Regions from separate parts of the Homo sapiens genome. Here region 1 is linked to region 2. A link is a loop called in an ENCODE intact Hi-C map of the cell type or tissue named here. Cell type or tissue: heart right ventricle. All regions are shown on one strand. Each heading gives the region's core, and the rest is flanking DNA. Links, peaks and the distances in the headings are about the cores only.

Region 1 (10,359 bases), core at 945-8,944, 180 kb after region 2:
GGTCCCTTGTTAAGGAGGAAAAGAGGAGAGAACAGAAGGTAGAAACAAGAGAATGAGAGAGCTCTTTGTAAGCAGCCACACACCCCAAAGGTAGAGGTGGCATCTGCTAAGAGCATCACTCCTGAAGAAGAAGAGTCTATGGCAAGAGAGACTCTGGCCAGAGAGAACATAGCCTGCATTAAGCTTAAGCCACAAGCCCAGGTTGGAAGTTCTCCAGGCAACAGCATCCGCCATGGTCCTATCAGTGACCCCAGCTTCTATATGGGTCTGAATGAGCTCAGAACATTCCACAGGGCATCCCCATACACCCGCACAGACACACAACAGGTTCCCCACAGCACCTGTCAGTTTGCCTTATTGGGCCCTTGAGGCCTTCTACAAACTGGCTCCAACCTACTTTGCAAGCCTCATGCCAGGCCACTCTGCAGCACATACCCTTTGCAACACCTGCACACCCTGACCTTTCCTAGTGCCTAGCCGGAAGGAAGAACAGCATTCCTGCCATTATTCCTTCCTATCTGATCTTCAAGACCTGGGGCAAAGACCACCTCTTCCTAGAAGCTTAGATTGCCCTTCCTCAAAATGCTGTTCCTACCTCTTCTACTGTGCTTATCCCACCCTTTCCAGTATCACAGGTCACCCCCTCCTCCCAACCTGGAGCTAATGATGTTCTTAAAGACAAGAACTGTGTTTCTTCTGGCATTTTTCATTCGCTCTACCTAAATGGAAGTCCACGATGTACAAAAGTGCAGAAGTAAGGGCTAAGGATGGGGTGTTTTTTGTTTGTTTGTTTGTTTGTTTGTTTGAGATGGAGTCTCGCTCTGTTACCTAGGCTGGAGTGCAGTGGCGCAATCTCGGCTCACTGCAACCTCCGCCTCCCAGATTCAAGCAATTCTCTGCCTCAGCCTCCCGAGTAGCTGGGATTACAGGTGCCCGCCACCATGCCTGGCTAATTTTTGTATTTTTAGTAGAGACGGGGTTTCACCATCTTGGCCAGGCTGATCTTGAACTCCTGACCTCGTGACCCACCCGCCTCGGCCTCCCAAAGTGTTGGGATTACAGGCATGAGCCACCGCACCTGGCTGGGTTTTTTTTTTTTTTAATTATTAGTAAAATATGCTTGTGTCCAATGGAGAAGATAAGGCATGAACCTAAATACCATAAAACTCAGAACAAAGTACCTAACGCAATCCCCGGTGCTGAGCAGAAACTTGGTAAATAATTTCTGAACTACTGAAAGTGGCAACTGACTGTACCATAGATATGGTCCACCCCACTCCCGCCATCGCTCCTCCCTGGCTTTGGTGATCACACCTGAGAGCATGTCATAAACTTATCTGTTTGCTCACTGCTTATTTGCCCCACTAGAGCAAAAGTTTGGTGACAGCAGGAACTTTGTCATATTCTCCACACTATCCCCCGAATTTTGCACAGTATCTGGCAAACGGTCGGTGCTTGTTTGGTGAATAAATGAATGAGTGAATGTCTAGCACAACATGCAACAGATGTATGTGCTCCACAAGTTTCTGCTAATTTATTATTGTTGGAAGGGGCTTAACCAAAGAAAAGGTAAGTGCTGTGGAAATCCAAAGAAGTATGACTGTTTCCACAAAGGGGCAGGGACAGCTTCGTGGAAAAGATAATGATGAAGCTGGGCTTTCAAAGAGGGTCTGTTGTGTACAGAGAAGGGAAGGGCAGTGCAGAGAGGGAAATCTGCAAAAGGACAGGTTTCTCAAAGAAGGGTGAGCATTCAGTTTCAAGGCAGCAAAAACTAGAAGAATTGAGAGATAAGGTGGAAAAGACCCTGGTACAGATTTTGAAGGACCTTAATTAAGCACCAAGCTAAGACGTCGAGACTGTGTTCCATGCACATCAGGAAGCACCGAGTATTTCCTGAATCCCTCCAAAAGTGGGTGCACGCATACAGTTGGCAATGAACAAGGATTAACCCAGCTCTTGTTAAATGAACACACTAGATCAAACGGGAAGAGAGAGATGATGAACTACATCTCCCCTGTGTGTTCTCGGGGTTTTCGGCCGAAGATTGTCCGGGTTTAAAAATACAAAATAGGACACAAAGAATGGACGCTGCCCCAAGCGGCACCTGAGATGGTCAGCTGGTTCCTCCGAGACTGCCTTCTCCTCCCTTCCCGGGCAGCAGAGGAGGCTCACCTGTCTGCCAAAAATCATCTGACAAAGAACACAGGAGCTTCATAGTCCTAGGAGACTGACCTCAACAATGAAACGAAAGCATGTGAGGAACGGCAAAATCCAGGGAAAGGACATTTGTAGGACAAGGTGCCCCTCCTCCTTAAGCTGACACCTGCTACTGACTTGGAACATAGGAAGGAGCGGTGCTCACCGACAAGAAAGAAGCTAAGCCACTAATCCTCCCAGGTCCTCGCTGCTGTGGAAAAGGGCTGCAGACACACCACCACATCCTCGCTGGGAACGAGAAAACCCACTGGCAGGCCAGTTCATGGTGGCTGCCGAGATGACAGCTGCAGATCATCCAAGATGGCAAGATGCTAGAATGACCCGACCCACAGCAGCAAGGGAAGGCCAGATGCCGAAAACTCACCCTTCGCCCTTGAGAAGCTGCCAAGAAACCACTCCCCCAGAACAGGAGGTGTGCGTGTACACGCTCGGGCTGCCATTGCACCCATCTGGATGCGTGCTTAGCAGAGAACCTTCCAGGGCCCTGAAGCCACGTCAGAGGACAAGACAGGAACAGGAAAACCTGACTGCTAGCTCAGCCCTGCTACAACCTAAGTGTGGATCTGAAGCAACCAACGTAACTTTACTGGGTAGCAGCTACCTCCACGGTGAAAAAAGCAGGCTGGACTCAGTTCGTTCATTTAGTTACCAAACAGCAGCCACCAACAGTTCCCTGCCCTCAGGGAGCTTACATTCCAATTAAGATTTTCCTTCAGTCATTTCACCATTGTACTTTTTTTTATTCTATTAAAATAATTATCTGGTCGGGCACGGTGGCTCATGCCTGTAATCCCAGCACTTTGGGAGGCCAAGGCAGGTGGATCACCTGAGGTCAGGAGTTCAAGACCAGCCTGGCCAACATGGTGAAACCCCATTTCTACAAAAATACAAAAATTAGCCAGGCATGATGGCAGGTGCCTGTAATCCCAGCTAGTCGGGAGGCTGAGGCGGGAGAATTGCTTGAACCCGGGAGGCGGAGGTTGCAGTGAGCCAAGATCTCACCACTGCACTCCAGCCTGGGCGACAGAGTGAGGCTCCGTCTTAAAAATAATAATAATAAAAATAATAATTCTATAATAATAAGATCAACAGACATTTGCGGAGTGCTGTTTTATGCCAGACTCCCAGTGAAGAATTTTGCATTTATCCTCCAAACAACTAACTGCAGGCAGTGAGTACTATAATTCTCCCTCTTTTACAAAGGAGGAAACTGAGCCTTGGGGAGGCTTAAGTGACTCGCCCCTGGCCACCCCGCTGTGACTGAAGGCAACTAGAAATAGGTTAAAGAAGTGAGATCTCCCTGCATCAACAGATGAGGTTCTGGCCTCTAAAAGTTAAGGAAGGAAATGGCAATTGGGAAAAGATGGGAATGTTTTCTTATACACAAGGATAATTAAGACAGATGGTGAGTACACCCAGACCTCGCTCTTGCTGAAAGATGCTAAAGAGTCTCTTGGTTCCTCCACATAGAAGAAAATAACCCACGAGCTCAAGCAAAACTCTTCCAGACAGCCAACACTCCAGTCCAAAGGGAGCAAAGAACAGGGAGTGATGGATCCCCATCATCCTCATGTCTCCAAAGCCTTCAAATTAAGTCATCTTTTTAGAAGAGCATGACCATTTTAATTTTTAAAAAGATAAGGGGCTGGGGGGGAACTCTTACATATTTTACAAAATGAAATAATCATCCAGAGAAATACGAAGATATAGAATGAACCAGTCTTCTTGCCCTGATCAAAATATACCTCACTAATTAACAGCCTCTAGTCTCCGAAGCGTCTCCCCACTCTACTTCACTTGAGATGTGAACATTTACATCGCAAAGGGGGATACATAAACTGTAGGATTCAAAACCTTCCTTTGGTGACTTATTAAAATTCTGGTCTAAACAGATTTTTATTTATATGATACATTAGAGAATATTATGACAGTACTAATATGAAATCTGTTCTTCACTGCCATGGATTTTCTTTCTTTTTAAGTTACCATTTCTTTCCACTAGTCTTGTTTTAACACCTCCACGGAATATTTCTCTGGCGAGCGTTAGCAAGGAGGGACAGCCAGAAAGCAGAGAAACTCATTTTAACTGAAACACACACTGACATATCATTTACAAGCTCCTCGCCCATCCCACGAGGAGGGGCAGGGTTCCCTCTGCCACTGTGACCTGAACACAAAAACACAGAAGTTTTATTGAAGGGAGATAATCGATAAATAAATCAGGGTCGACTTAAAGTTCTATGCTCCTGGGTTTTGGCCCCCAGCGCTAACTCCAGTCTGAAATCCCGGTGGCCAGGCTCAAATTCTATTGGAAAATAACCGTAGACAGGGAAGACACTTTCTCCCCACCCTGTCCCAATTCCCAACCACCATACAACCTTGGCATTTACTCTGTTGCCTCACTGGGGTTGAGTAACTCCAGAACCATCTGAAAAGATGGCCTGAGGGGTCAGATCAAAAGATACAAGACAGTGTCACACACTGGTATAACATGATGGGGCAAGGCAAATCACCTAGGCCCAGGAACGCAGAACTTCAAAGTACTGGGCCTCTGGCTATGGTTCCCTCAGCACAGCCCGCTGACCTCTCCGAGCCCATCTCCTGTCGCATAGCAGAGGGGCCATCCCCTGAGGTACCCCCACAGCATGGCACAGTGGTGAAGGGCCCAGTTCTACAGCCAGGTTGCCTGGGTATGGCTCCTGGACATCCATCTGTGCCTCCGTTTCCTCATTTACAAAATGAGCTCATACTAGTACTCTCCTCATAGGGCTGCATGAGAATTAAATGGATTAATAAAGTCTCTGCAATAGTGCCTGGCATATAAATTCAACTAGTATCATTATTATTACTCAACCTCTCACAGGATTGATGTGAGGACTTAATAAAAATGGCAGAAAAAAATAGCAGGTTGGCCAGGCACAGTGGCTCACGCCTATAATCCCAGCACTCTGGGGGGCAGAGGTGGGAGGATAGCTTGGCCCAGGAGTTTAAGACCAGCCTGGGCAACACAGTGAGATCCCATCTCAAAAATAAATAAATAAATAAATAAGATAGCAGGTTAACGCTTCTATGGCATTACCATGCAACGTCTTTTTTTTTTCAGTCCCTTTACCTTTATTAATTTACGTAATCTGCAGAAAAACTCTATGAGATGGAAAAACGAAGGTTCAAGGAAGTTAAACGACCTGTTCAAATTCACACAGCTAAGGAGTGGCACCACCAGCATCCGAACCCAGGCTGTCCCACTTGCAAACAACAACCGGAACAATGATGAGAAAACCGACAAGAAAAATAATGACAATGACGAAGACCTTTGTCGCAGACCATGCTCTTTTACTCTACACAAAAACCTTCTGGGAGAGCTATGTCATCACTCCTACTTTACAGATGAGCACACTGAGACTGAGAGAAGGTTAGGGACAACAGCCAAATGCCCCAGGAGATGGAATTCAGATGGAGATAATGAACAGCCAAGTCCTCCGTAAAGTGAAGTATGTCATACACAGTAAGGTGTTATTATTAAATCCCTAGAATTCATGGAAAGATGTTCTCCCCCAAGTGGTTTCATGTTAATTCACCTACAAACATTCCAGATGTGGAGTTGAGGGTTGGGAAAGGAATGCACACTTTGACAAGTTTGAGAAACATTCTGTCTCGTTTTCAAGTTGAATGCATCACTGCAGAGTGTATTAAAGTGAAATATTGCTTTTCTCATTTAAAAACAAAGTTAAGGAAGGGGGACAACAAAGGGGAGAGAAAAACAGGTCAAACCCATGGTTTTACCAAGTAAGGGATTTTTCCAGCTTCCCTCTTGGGTAATCTGATCCAAGCTCTGAGTGATCAAATGACTAACCTGGAAATTTGAAGATTCACACTTATGGAAGAAACAGCAATTCCTCCAAACCCAGGAAATACTGCTAACTCTGGGAAGCCCTCTGAAATGTGAAGGATCACAGACAGTTTGGGAAGTAACTAAAACAATAAGGGCAATTCCAAAGTTTGTGCTAAGTACAAAAATAACCTAATCATTAATTCCTATCATTTGCTTAAGCATTACAAAAAAATGCCTGAAGAAAATATTTCATTGTATTTACTTAAAAAGTTGTGTTTCCATCTTTAAAAAAGGGAGAAGAGAACAAGGAGGGAGGGAGAGAAAGAAGGAGGGAAGGAAGGAATCAATCAATCAAGTGGTATGCCCCAGACCTGAAATTCTCAAAGTACCATCACAATCACCAACTTTTTCTATACTAATGTGCAAAACCATTCCTCTCTTTACACGATTAAAAGGTTCCACTTCTGGGAGACTGTGCATAAAGAAATAAACTGAATTTGCTAAAGCCACAACCTTTTCCGACTTAGAAGCTTCAACTTTTCCCCTTTCCCTAAAAGAATGACAAATCCCGAAGATACATAAAAAGCATTTCTTCCAGTGCTACATAAGGAAGAAAAATAGTAACTAAAAAGTGTAAATGTAACATGTAAGCCATAAGCCCTTCCAATTTAACCTTAGGCTTCAAGCAACTGTGTTCTCATAGCCACACCTGGCAAGCTCAGTGAAAACTATGTTAACGACACACTTCTAAAAAAGTGAAGCCCTATCTCAATTCTTTAAGCAAGTCTTGTAGTGCCACTCCTACAAGGTTACAACATTTTCAGGACTTCTCCACCCAGGCACCAGCACTTGCACAAATAAGAAGCACTGTTGGTTTCAAGTATGCCCTGACTTATCCAACCAACCTAAAACCAAGATATCCACTGCTTGCCCTCCCAGATTTAAGGCTTTATGGGCCTAAGAAGTTGTCTTTTCCAAGAAAGGATCAGCTGTTTAGTCAAACTCTACTCCTCTGCATTAACTCCAAGTTGTAAAGCCTCAAAGAGTACCCTCCGAAAGAGTCACAAGGAAATGTTCGACTTTTCCTGATATGATATTGGAAATGCTTAAAAAACAAATAGAATCCTTGCAAAAAATACTGCAGTCGATGGAAACACGTCCTCCCACTAAGCATCAGACTTGTCCCTGCCCCCAGGTGGATGTTCAGAAGCCACCTTGGGATGGCTAACTTAGAGACGCATGGTTATCTCACAGGACTACTTGCCCAGCCTGTCCTGATACCCCGAAGGAACAGTGAATACCAGGCTTCAACAGTTCATGGCCAATGCTGTTTGAAATTTGAAATTCTTGGCAATCATCTCTGAGTGCTAAAATCCTACTGTTTATTCTCCTACTTACCTTGGGTTGCGCTCGACGAGGAAATGCAACTTTGGGGTCAATCTGGGAAAAAAAATAGAAAAGCAGGAGTCAATAAAGTACTTTAAGGAAAAAATATATGATTAATCACCTAATTATTAATCACTCATTTCTCAGGCTTATAATCCAGCTTTTAGTAACTTCTCAGGCAACTCAAAAGTTTCTTAAACTTTGATCTCAACTTTAACCATCCCTCCAACAGATCAGGTAACTAACATAGCTAGCTAGCCTTTCTGAAATGACCCACCATGCATTTCAGTGTGTGATGCTCTTAATAAACCAGATCTCATGTAATTCTTATTTAGGCAAGGGCTTCTTCTTCCAGACACTGAATATTAAATGGTATCTACATCTAATTTGCTATGCGTGGCTGGGAGAAAAGATGGGAGCATCATTATCATTGGGAAAAAAATCATAACCTGAAAATTAAATGTAAGTATTCTCTAGCAGTAGGTAATTGGATGGTATTTCTTCTCCCTGATGATAACTAAACAACACAGGAGGGAAAGGAGCTTCCAAAAATTTTTTAAATCAACAACATCCAAAAACTCCCCACAGACATCCAACACAGTGCTCTGCTTGAGTTAATTAATTCATTTTAGCAAAAGTAAAGTTACCCAGGATTAACCAAAAAGATCATCTGTTCTGTAGCTATACCTCAAAAGATAAAAAATAATTTTTTGAAGTAAAGAAAATGAAGCATGTGAGCTAAATCCACCTGGATTTTAAAAACAACAGGGAGTAAAAATCTATAAGCAACCTAAACCCAAATTAGAAAAGAAATCCCATCATGGGGAGGGCACCAAAAAAAAAAAAAAGTTACTGAATACAAGAAGTAGTCAGAATCTAGTGCAACAAGTAGGGAATTCCCCTACCCCAACCTCAATCCGAGTGGAAAAACATCCTCCAGTCCAAATCACACACTTGCAAAACGCATGATGCTCAATCAGGGTCTAGCTGTACAGCTCAGAACAGTTCTCCTGGAAGCATGTGAATCTAACAGGCTGATGTGAGGGAGGAAAAAAGTGACTGCACAGATAAAAAGAGGAGGAAAGAAATGTGAAAATATTCCCGTTGTCGGTTTTCATTGAATTTCTAAATGTCACAAATCTTTGGGTAAAAATGTAACACAGATAGTATAAACATGCTACCAGTTATTTATTTCCAGGCTTTGGCTTTCATATTAAAATGTTTTCCTTTTAAAAAGTAAATCTGAGCTTTGTTTTCACTTCTGCCATGAGAAGGAGCAGGGGAGAAAAGAGTAATGCTGTGGAGGAAAGTAGGGAGGTGGGGGTGGGGAGTGGGAAGCACGGAGGATAGTTCATTTGTTCCCTGACTTACATCACCTAGGGTCCCAGCCAGAAAGACATATGAGGATTTCCTGCTGTTATTACGGGGGCTTAAAGACCTAATAAAAGTCTGCATTGCATTCCCTACCTTTAAACATCACCTGAGAAATGAGAGATTACTTTTCAAAAACTAAAATAGACAAAAATCTCTGATCTAGAAAACTACCCTTTCATAAAGATTAACATTACTGCATCTACAGGTGTGTCCAGCACTGACTAGCGCTTGTCTACAAGAGAAATACAACAGGTGTGGATTTTCCATTCTGTTGACGTACGTAAGACAGAGGTGTCTTTTTATAAATACTCCCCAGAGGGTGTTTTTTTTAGTTGGCCGGCACACAATTGCAATCAGAAATCACCTTGTTTATGGGGTAACAGGTGTGGGGTATGTTGAGGGAGGTGCCAGGAGCTGGAAGAAGTAAGGTGCAATGAAGAAAGTGAAGTACTAAAGAAAATTTAAATCACAAAACGAAAAAGCCAATTCAGAACTCCTGGATGGTGTGTGGCCGTATCAGAGCATTATATCATGATCGAAGTTCCTCAGTGTGCAAAGTTTACACGCTGAGATCTCTGAAGGAGAGGAAGGGTCAAGTTAAGCATGGCAAATCCCAACCTTTTGCACATCCCTGTCAACTATTTTTTAAAAAACAAACAAAAAAGAAAACTACCAAAAATTAAAACATTAGTTAGTTAGGTACAGCTCTACTTACTGTATCTACAAGTCCTCTAGGAAAAGACTAGGGTACTATTTTGGATGTGAATGGCCGTTACCTAAACAAAGCTTTTAAGGTAACAGTAAACAAGATCCTCGTTTCCATGTCAATAAACCAACCGCTTCTGCCTCCTGCACTGAACGTTGAAACAAAGTCAAAAGCTAGGTTACACTAAATAATAGTGACCAAAACATGTCTATAAACAATCAGAGAGGGAAACTGCAGGCTTTGCACCTGATACAGAGGAATATGACCCACCAGCCACCACAGAAACCAAATACTGTTTCTCCCACCCAGGTAGCAAGAGGGGGTGGATGATAAATTCCCAAATTTGCCTTGAAAAGATTTTCCTCTTTAATTTCACTAGCTTTTTGAAATGGCTAGCCACGAAATCAAGGAGAGAAAAATTTTTCAGACATCTGTTATCATCCTACAAATCATTTCTGAAATTAAATTATCTAAAAGTACAAAAGGCTGGGCTGCATGCAAGCTATGACAAGTCCAGGACAATTAATAAAGCAACTAAGAGTGTAGGTGGGTTTCTTTCTTAGGAGAAGGCACGCATTCCTGATCTCTTTGATCAGAGAAAGAGGGTGAATTTGCAAAATCAATTCAAGTGCACCGAAGGTTGCCAGGTTTCTTTATTTGCTTTCCTTCTCTTCCATTCAATGTTAAAGCCAAAAGGGGCTTGAAAGATCACCTTGGTCCACTTATTTTACAGAAGAGGAAATTGAGACCCAGAGGTAGGGAATGTCTTGCTCACTTTCATAAGAGGCGGATGGAAGTAGAGCCCCATTTCTGGCCTTGTCCCACTACCCCATCACAGAGGAGT
Region 2 (10,359 bases), core at 1,335-9,334:
TCCCCTCATTTGCTCACTGTCGCCAGCTCCCCCTCCTTCCTTCTGTTCCCTGAAGTCACAAAGCTCCTTCTTGCCTTGGCAACTGCATGGGCTGTGCGTTCTCCCTGTCCTTGGATGATCACTTGCCCCAGAGATGCCTCTCTGAAGGCTATGCCTAAATCGACACCCTCACACACACCCCACCCCACTCCCCAGTCCCTCTGCAGCCTAACACTTTCTTCCATTTCCTCTGCACCGATCGGTATCAGTAAGGAGTGTGTTCGTGTATTTGTCTTCTCATTTCCAGTCTGACTCCCCATTAGATTACAAACTTCATGAGAGCAAAGAGCTTGCCGTCTTACTCACCTCTGTATCCCCAATACCCGGAACAGTGCCTGGCAGAGACAGGGCATTCCTAAACATTTGTCTCGTGAATCAACGAAACTCATTCCGTCACAGAACAAGGTTTGCTCTCCTAAGCCCCTAGAATAGCGTTCCATATTCTGAAAAATGGCCTGGTTCTGCTGAAGGAAGCCCAGGAAGCACATAGAACGGGGCACACTTTGGAATTCGGGGAGACACCTCCGGGGAACACTGGTAAGTACTCGGTATGAATTCACAAAAACTAGTTGCATGTTAATATATGCTGCCCCCTCCTTAAACGGCTTATAAACACTGTAATTTTCCTCACTAAAACATTGTCTAATAGAACCAACTCCCCTAATTACAGACGTTTGTATGCATTATAATCTTTATACAATTAAACCTACTAAAAAGAATAAATGATTAAATGCACCCCCCCCCACCGCCCTGTCACTAACCCATCCCTCCCCTAACCACCAAAAAAACAAACAACACAACAAAAGACCCCAAAGGTGCTGAGGATACCATGTTGAGCTGTAGACAGACAAAAGTCCCAGGAAATTGAAATTCAGGCTGACACAGAACTTTGTCACTACAGGAGGTAAAGTCAACTTTCACCTTCAAACCCCAGCATCGGACAGCTCAGCATCTGACTTCAATGTCACATAAAAGGCTTGTATGTACAAAATGTCTCATTTCAGGAGCAAACATCTTCCTTCACACACTTCATCTCCAGACACAAACACGCGGCTTGGTGACCGAAGGAAGCTTTTCTGGGATCATCTCCTAAAAATTTCACAAACGCATTCCTGGCTCGGGGGTATTTACCAGGAAGTCTGCGGCGACTCCTCTGGAGCCAGGCAGGTTTAACTGATAAGTCTCTCTTTGGGACACTGGCAGTGCATCCTGGGGAAAACATCCATCATGGAATTTCTATGAAAAACGCCCAGATATCAGCTACTCTTCCTATGCTAACACTCCACTTTTTAAAAATTCAGCATTGTGAGGAGAAAAGGGGAACTATGCCCCGTGAATGCCAGGAGCTGAGATGGGTCCTCCTGTTTGAGTGCTGAAAGGGCCATCAGCACAAAGCCATGTTATCTAAACCCCTGAAAAGCTGGTGGTTGAAAAGGAAGAGCAGGCAGAGAGGCTTAATTATAGCCACAGAGCGGACACCTCCCCACCCCCCGCCAACCCCGGGCTTTCCTCTGGATGTGCCTTGGAAGGTTCCTTCTCCTACCTGGGCCACCAGGCCTTGGGCAACCAGAATAATCATTTCTGCCCTTCCAGGGACAAAGTTCTCCAGCAACAAAACAGGATGGCCTAGTGGAAAGATCTGTGTCATCTCATGGGCCCACAGTGAAGGGCTCTGGGCATCTTCTCCGTGCTGTGTTCTTTTTTTTTTTTCTTTTGAGACGGAGTCTTGCTCTGTCACCCAGTCTGGAGTGCAGTGGCACGATCTCAGCTCACTGCAACATCTGTCTCCCGGGTTCAAGCAATTCTGCCTCAGCCTCCCGAGTTGCTGGGATTACAGGTGCCCGCCGCCACGCCCGACTAATTTTTGTATTTTTAGTACAGACGGGGGTTTCACCATGTTGGTCAGGCTGCTCTCGAACTCCTGACCTCATGATCCACCTGCCTCGGCCTCCCAAAGTGCTGGGATTATAGGCGTGAGCTACTGTGCCTGGCCCGTGCTGTGTTCTTGCCTGTAAACTAGAGCAGATAATAGAATCTGCCTCCTAAGGCTGCTGACGGTGCACTGTAGACGCTGTGTGAGCAGTGGCTGTCATTATCAGACAAAGGATGCCTAGCCATGTGCAGGAATTCTGCAGGGTCACTCAGGCCTTGGTAATCTTGACCCTAAAAGGCCTCTCGAGTCCTTTCTAAAAAAGGGTTTGGGGTGAGGGGAATGGGGCAGAAGTCAGCAAGCACTTAGGTTCTCCCGTTTCTTGTCTTCTTCCCTGGCTCTGCCCCCATCCACCCCAAACCAAAGATGATGACCGGATGTCAGCTGCAATTCCTGAGAATCCGTTAGGGCATCTGACACAGACACCACTGGACTCAGGAGGAGAGAGGCATCTGCCCAGTTTTTGGTAAGGAAGAAAGCAAAGTGGCATCTGCTGAGGTTTACTGTCCCAGGCACGTTGCCCTGGGTGCTCACCCTGTCCTCAAAAGCCCCTAAGGTAGGGACAATGATGATCCCCTTTTGTCTCTGGAGGAACTGAGGTACAGAGAGGTGAAAAGCTTTGCCCAAGGACACAGCTAGTGAGTGACACGGTTCAGGCTGACCCCCTGACAAGCCTGTCTCACACGGGCAGAGCAAACACATTCAGGGGGCAGGGAGGAGATGGGGTTTTACGTGTCAGCTCAGCCCCTAACTTGCTCTTCGACCTGAGAGACCCCTCCTAGGCACCCAGTGCTCCCCTCTGCAGATGGGAGTTGGTTCTTCCAACCGTGTTCTATGGATCTGTGAGTCACCAAGTTCTAGGGCTTTCCCACTCAAGCAGCCTCTCTCAGCCCCTTTTCCAGGCCTTTCTTTGGTGGTTGGGGTACAGATTGGGCAGCCGAGGAGAGGCAGTTCCTGCCGGTGCCACGTGTGCCCGGCACAGCTGCCAGGAAGTCCTATTAGTCAGCACCAACAGCTGCTGCCACAAACACGCGGCACAAACGGAGGAGACGCGCCCAAGACTCTGCTGAACCTTGGGGGTGGTTGGAGAACGAGAAGAGCCAAGGAAAAGCAGGAGTCCAGACCTTCCAGAGGGCTCCACACATGGCCCCCCACTCCCTTTACCCAAGGCCGAAGCCACAAAGTCACCTGAAGCCAAAAGGCCCCACTCAGCCCCAGCCAGCCGGCTTGGCTGGATTTTGTTGTCCTAAGTGGGCCTTCAGCTGCAGACAGGCACAGACATCAGCCAGGCAGACAGGCCGCAAACGGTAGCTGTCCCCAGAGCCCTGAAGCCCCCAGCCATCAGGTTTCCTGTTTCCTCAGAGCAGGGAAGGTGCTGGCAGGTGGGAAGTAACCCCTAACCCCTTCAAGGTGGGTTTGTAAGTATAGGGTCTCTCCCATTAGCGCTTTTCTTCATCCCTTCAAACTTTAATAAGGATGATTTTTGTAAGCATTCTCAGGCTCTCCTGTTTCAAGGAGCATTAAATTTCCAGCACTGTCTGCCAGAGGTATCCCAGGCCCCCAGCGTGCCGGCAGGAGATGCCATTCTACACACCTGTCAGGAAGAAAGGAAGAGTAAGATGGCCCCAGGCCAGCACCGCCTCCCTCGCTCCCACCCCTCTGTTCTCTGGGCATTCCAGGGTCTCGTCAGCAACCCCTCTTGATTTTCATCCAGTCTCATCTTGGGCAACAGAACCTGGGGTTGTGGGTTTTTTCCCAGAAGAAGAAACACACGAGGAGAGGCCAGTGGAGAACAAAACACCCATTTCTTCCGGGAGAAGGGGAGGGGAGATGGCTAACTGCTGGTCAGGCTGTACAAAACCCTATAGAATCCCACAAACCTCGTGCTGTTTAAGAAAAATAAACGCCCACACAAAAACCTCTCCAAGTTCTGAATCTTACAGCAACTCCCCTTTACAAAAGTGAGGTTGTTTATGCTTAAAAACCAAGAAGGCAAATGTCTCTAGAAGGTTTATAAAAATCAGCTGTGTTGGCCAGGCGCAGTGGCTCACGCCTGTAATCCCAGCACTTTGGGAGGCTGAGGCGGGCAGATCACAAGGTCAAGAGATAGAGACCATCCTGGCCAACACGGTGAAACCCCGTCTCAACTAAAAATACAAAAATTAGCCGGGCGTGGTGGCACGCGCCTGTAGTCCCAGCTACTTGGGAGGCTGAGGCAGGAGAATCGCTTGAACCCGGGAGGTGGAGGACCCAGTGAGCCGAGATCGCACCACTGCACTCCAGCCTGGAGACAGAGCAAGACTCTGTCTCAAAAAAAAAAAAAATCAGCTGTGTTGATGTACAGGACCATGAACCCACGCGGAGGCCAGTTTAAATGTACAGCCAAGCAAGGGAGGTCTCCAGGGTGAAGGGAAGAATGCCTCCCTGAGATCCCTTCACCCTTCTGTCCTCCCCATGAAGCTACAATTATGAAATAAATAGTGAAATAATAATGAAAGAAACCCCTGCAGGCATCATCTTTGCCTAAAACAATGACTACTATTGCTACACACCTACTGTGTGCCAGGCAACATGCTTTAAGTACTTCCCATATGGCAATTAATCTACATAATGTCCCTTATGAGGCTGAAATTACATGCATAAGTTTAAATAACAACGAAAAGGAAGAAAGAAAGCACAGAATCAGGCTGAGAGAAAAGGGAAAAGAAAGGGACCCTGGTGAGAGATGCCTTCTGTGCTGGACCTCACAGAGGGACTTTGTCTTATAGGGTCCTGTCTTCCTAAAACAAAGTCTCCAAGAAGTTCAGAGATTTACAACATTATTGAGTCCTGAAGCTGCGATTCAAAACCCAGTTCCAGCTGAGTGCAGAGGTCTGTCTATATGCCAATGATACTTTCATACTTCTTGAAAAAAAATCTACCTCCCAGCAGTGAAAACCAGCCAGCCCAGCTGGTTGCAGGGTGGTGAGGTGACAGAGCAGGCAGTGTGTAGGGCATGGGGACACCTCCCAAGGGATTTAGGAGAGGCAAGAGGGGTGGACCAGAGTTCATACAAGCTATTCAAGAGCCTCAGGGCAGCAATTTAGCACCAAATGCATGAAAAAGAGTCAGCCCTGGGCCTTGGAGGGAGTGGAACCTCTCCCTCTCCTTGGTCAGCCATCTTGTCCTCATGAGTCACCAGGCCCAGGCAAGGGTGTGGGTGGTTCTGCAAACCCGTCCCCGTCAATGGAAACAGAATACAAAGACTTCATCCTCACATTAGTGGGTTACCAGCGTCACTGCCTCCTACAAAGCGCTGCCTGAAAACATCCGTCTCCAGCACGACCAGGTCCCTGCAGCCCTGGGAGAGCGGCAGGGGGCAGTGTTGACAGGAGCAAGCTGGCCAGAGCTACAGCTCCCACCCGGGATGGCCCCTGACCCGAGGCCTCCTCTGAGCCCAAGGGAACCCCTCTGGCCTAGTTTCCTCAGGAGTAAAAAGAGATAGTCCAGGTCTACTCCCTCAAACGTTTCTGTGGCTTAAAATACCAGAAACACCAACATCCCAGGCATAAATAAGGGTACCTGTGGCCTCTTGGCGGACCAGAGGACCAGGGCAAAACCTGCTTCCCCACCTCCTCAGTCCTTACCCTGCACGCCAGGAAATCACATCCACACCCATGCACAGGGGCACATAAATGAACAAACCCACGCTCAGACTCAGTACACAGAGTATGTGAGCCTGCACAGACTGCCATTCATTCAAGTCCCATGGCAGCCTGCCAAATTATAAATAGCCCAGCTCGTTTTTAAGATGACCAGCGTTCAGCAAAGCCCTCTGGCCTTCAGCAGTATATGAGCCTCCTCTTAACCTCTTTTAGCTAGATGCTCAACAAGGAATCCAGTCTGACCCAGCCACGCTACACACACACACACACACACACACACACACACACACACACACACACACACACACGGATAACAAACCCCAGGTAAGACTGTCTGATAAACAGCATCTGACTGATGCTAAGCCCACAGATACGGGGTCCAAAAGGGTATCCAAGTCACAAGAATGACAAACACAAAGCTATTTCAAAGGGAATGAGGGGCACGGCTTCCTGTGCCCCAGCAAGCTCTCAGCAGGCAGACCCAGCTGGCCACCCAGTTCACTTCTCAGACCTCTATTAGAGCACAGGGCACCCATCGCTGCCTCCTCAGCTCACAGTTCAGAACAAGCCCTGCCTCCCCACCCTTTCAAGCACAGTTCAAACTGCCTTGCATGGCTTCTAGGTCAAAACACCACAAGTGACTGGTGGTTTGAAATAAACAGCTAACTCTGGGGAGACCAAACAGTGGAGATAGATCACTCAGCCTCACCCTAAGCTATAATCAAAGAGATAACCATTGGTATTGAATCTTAGCTAGAACAGACCCCCCCTCTTATCCCACCCCAAGCATCACAGACAGAAGTTTCCAATGAGGAATTTCTCAATTCTCTTCATTGTTTCAATTTTCCCCTCTGGCCCTCACACACTATCCCAAGACTTCGGGCCATCCGCTAAGAATCCTGGAAATGTATTCACTTATCAGATTCTTAGGAAATAGTCCAAAGTCTGAGCCTTCTACTATGCTGTGAGCTCCTTCTCTACTAAAAATACAAAAAATTAGTTGGGCAAGGTGGCGCACGCCTGTAATCCCAGCTACTCAGGAGGCTGAGGCAGGAGAATCACTTGAACCCGGGAGGCAGAGGTTGCAGTGAGCCAAGATCGTGCCACTGCACTCCAGCCTGAGCGACAGAGCGAGAGATGCCACCAAAAAAAAAAAAAAAAAGACAAAGCCTATCTCCCCAGTGCCTGGCACAGGACCTGCAATGCCATCCTCCATCTAATGAATGAAAGTCACCTCAAGGGAGGTCCCTGTGGGATGTTGATGAAGGCTTGGGTTGACCCAACTCTCTGCCCGCAAATATCTAATCTCTACCAACAGCCAAGGAAGTGCTTTCTGCAGAGTCCTCCTCGTCCTCTAAATCAGGTGAGGCCATAGTTTGACTACGACATGCCACAACCAGGTTGAGTGCAAATCCTCATCCAGACCTACAAATACCTCTCAGCCTCCAACCTGTAAAATCCCATGAATCACATAGGCTTGATCTGAGCAATCAAAAACTGCCAGAAGCCAAGCCTTCCCCAGCATCAACCAGAGGGACGGAGAAATGTGCCTTAAATCATGCCTCGGGAAACAGAAACCTAATGAAAGTGTCCCCTACTGCAACAAGTCCTGAGCAACTCAACTCAACAGACATACAACAAAATTCCTAGGCCGGGCATGGTGGCTTATGCCTCTGCGGATCACCTGAGGTCAGGAGTTTGAGACCAGCCTGGCCAACATGGTGAAACTCCATTTCTACTAAAAATGCAAAACAAATAGCCGGGCGTGGTGGCAGGTGCCTGTAATCCTAGCTACTTGGGAGGCTGAGGCAGGACAATTGCTTGAATCCAGGAGGCGGGGGTTGCAGTGAGCAACCTGCGCCATTGCACTCCAGCCTGGGCAACAAGAATGAAACAAACGCAGTCTCAAAAAAAAAAAAAATTCCTATGGGAGACCTGCAACCCTCAGGCCCTAGGCTCCGGTCAGACTGGGATTGCCATGGGTCTGCTCTGCTCCTCCGACTAAATCCCTCATCTTGACCCACTTCCATTTTCCCCCTCCTAAAATACTGTATTTTTAAAAATTCCTTAGAGGGAGTGTTTTATTTTCTTAACTGAACTGTGGCTTTCAAAACAGGCCTGACCTTCCTGCTTGCCACCCCTCCTTGTCACGGAGCCACAGAAATTAAATTGATTTTCCCTATCAGTGCTCTGCATCTCAGTGATCATGCCCAGCCTCCAGAAAGTCTGCTTTCTGCTCCATCTCATGAACAGAAGCCCTGCTGCTAAATCTAACCCCACTGGCTCAGGAAGGAGGGGATGGAGGAAGAAGGGGTAACTGAAGGGCACAGGTAACAATTTATGGCCCCCTTGGCACTGTGGTCTTATCTCTGCGGCCAGCCCCTTCTGAGAAATGGTACCCGTTACTGAACTCCCCCTGGGGGGAGGCTATTCCTCGGGGCCTGACTGTTTGCAACAGGTGGCCCAGTCAGGGAGAGGAAAGCTTGCTGTGGGGACCCCATCCTGCCTTCCGCACACCCTACTCCTCTGGGCACGTCCCCAGCCAGGCACCCCAGCTCGGGCTAAACCACCTGCCCCACCCCACCTCTACTGGTGCACTGTCTCCCAGGCGCTGGGAGGTGGAGGCTGCTGCAAAGAAGGCCAAACATGTTCAGAAGGGGCCCTCCATAACCACCCAATCCAAATAAGGTCCCCTTCTCTCTTGTAGGACACACTGTGCTTTCTTTTCACAGCACCTGTGGCACTTTGTAATTACACGGGTGCATGTGCACGGCTTTCTGCGTGCGTCTCTAATGTTGGTCAGTCACACCACATTAGGCCCCATGAAGGTGAGACCATTGTTGCCTTCTTCTCCATGGTATTAAGCACTTCATATTTATTGATTAAGTTAAGTAGAAAAAAGATGCACTTTATCACAGGCTACTAGAAGCAGGATACTAACTTATTTTGGGTTAGGCCTCTTTGGGAATTGTTTGGTCCACACAGAATGCAGGGCATAGAATACATGAACTTGTAGGGTTCTCTGTTTACCTTTTCTCATCCCTCTCCTTATTTTTGTCTTGTTAACAAGCCACCAAAAATGCATCCCTGTCCCATACGGAAGAAAAGAGAGCCAAGGACAAAAGTTTGAAGAAAAGTTCATTGCAGTGAACATTGGAATTCTACCTGGCAACCCGCTGAAAACATTCTTTCCCTCCTCTCCCCAGTCCCTCCAGGCATGTCCCCAATAATTCAACCCCCAATCCATCCTATTGCCAACCATCATCCCCAGGAATGACAGTCCCACTGTCAAGTCCCTCCTTCAATTGGAATTCGAGTTCTGACCTGACCCAAGTTCATTATTGGCATCAAAGAGCTCTGGCTCATTGAGTCATCTTTCTGATGATCTGGGAGCAAAAGCCAAGAGACTTCATTTCTTTATTTCCACTTCATTTTGTTCCAAAGGGATTGGAGGTGTCTTACAAAAATAGCTACAACACGATAAAAATAGACGAAGAAATGAGTTAGGATGGGGAATAAAATAAATCCAAAAGTAAGGTTACTGCCCAAAAATATGCATCACGATTGATAAAGGCAATCCCAAGAAATGAGACACCAAAAATGTTCTTCCTGAAATTCCCTCCTCATCAGGAAGATGGAAAATATTTCTGCTGATATTCAACAGACACTTGACCTACCATCCAAGTCTCGGCTCAACCTTGGGGATTCATCAACAATGCACACACCAGGCTCCAGGCTGTAAGTGTCTCTGATGTCCTTGAATCCAATGTCAAGTACTTCTCAGCTGGGAGAGGTGAGTTGCTGGAGTCAACCCAGGAGAAGGGACAGGAAGGGTGGGGAAAATGTTTTCTCTAAAACCAGAGTACTGTCAGTACTCATCTCTGCTTGCAGAATAACCCTGTCTGACCTTGGGCAGAACTAGATGCTCTCCTCAGTCCCTCCAATTCTAAAACTTTTATGATATTAATGATTAACCGCTGTCATATTCAAGGGAGTGGTTTCATTGGAATGCCCACAGCAAGCGGCATCTTTCACTTCCACCCAAGTCTCCAATTCTGCCTGCTCTCACCCCCCTGCCTCCTCGGCGAGCATGGGCTGCCCAGACCCAGGGGCTCCTCTGCCCCAGGCTCTTGAACCTCTCAACTTTCATTTCCCATGCCTTCTAACACTCAGCTTAGCAAAGCAAGGCCCACGCTGGATCTCTCTCCCCACATCCACCCAGCAGAGCATCAGTTTTCTTTAGTCCATACTTTTTGGAGAACCCAATAGCCAGAACACAAGTACAAAAGGTTTTCCCACACATTTGTGAACACACATTCCTCCTTCCATAATCTGTTCCCAGTCCCAGTCTATTTTCAATAGAAGATATTTACTGAGTGCATATTCTGTGCCACAGGCTCTACTAAGCCCCTTTTGTGAATTTTCTCATTTAACCCTCACTGCCCCCATGTGAGGTAGTTACTTTCTTATTCTTCCCATCTTACAGATCAACATATTGAGAGACTCAGTGAGGTCAAGTCGCTTGCCCACGGCCACGCCTGTATTCATCCCCAGGTTCATCTCATTCCAAAGCTCGGAACCACTACACTATACAGTGATACCCGCTTCCACAATCCATTAGGAACCTTCTGCTTTTAATTGCTTCATCACTCAGTTATAGATTTTTCAGGCATGCATTCATTCCAAGAGCTAACCCTCCACCTCCAGCATGGAAGTTTTGGGTTTTGTGGTCCAGCAGACCTGGGC

Evidence for each region. Peaks named below come from ENCODE experiments on the same cell type or tissue, not always from the same donor. Only the 100,000 strongest peaks of a DNase experiment are listed, where the experiment ranks them.
Region 1: a loop joins it to region 2, with 2.2 times the contacts of the local background. A loop is called at or near these places in 29 of 110 quality-filtered maps.

Annotation. Positions count from the first base shown.
Region 1 is chr17:57,259,281-57,269,639 of GRCh38, reverse strand. It overlaps MSI2 (musashi RNA binding protein 2), which reads right to left. Exons shown (of 14, transcript NM_138962.4): 5 at 7,448-7,489. Among named protein-coding and RNA genes, the nearest start is that of MSI2, 7.9 kb to the right of the region's middle. RefSeq lists an enhancer at 9,355-9,878. In heart right ventricle, for the core only: no CTCF peak of the experiment used is centred there; no DNase peak of the experiment used is centred there.
Region 2 is chr17:57,435,976-57,446,334 of GRCh38, reverse strand. All of the region lies in intron 6 of MSI2 (musashi RNA binding protein 2), which reads right to left. Among named protein-coding and RNA genes, the nearest start is that of MSI2-AS1, 170 kb to the left of the region's middle. RefSeq lists silencers at 2,015-2,084, 5,547-5,606 and an enhancer at 5,077-5,136. In heart right ventricle, for the core only: a CTCF peak has its summit at 5,342 (motif pointing right); DNase peaks (open chromatin) are centred at 2,984, 5,234 and 5,727; H3K27ac peaks cover 3,134 bases.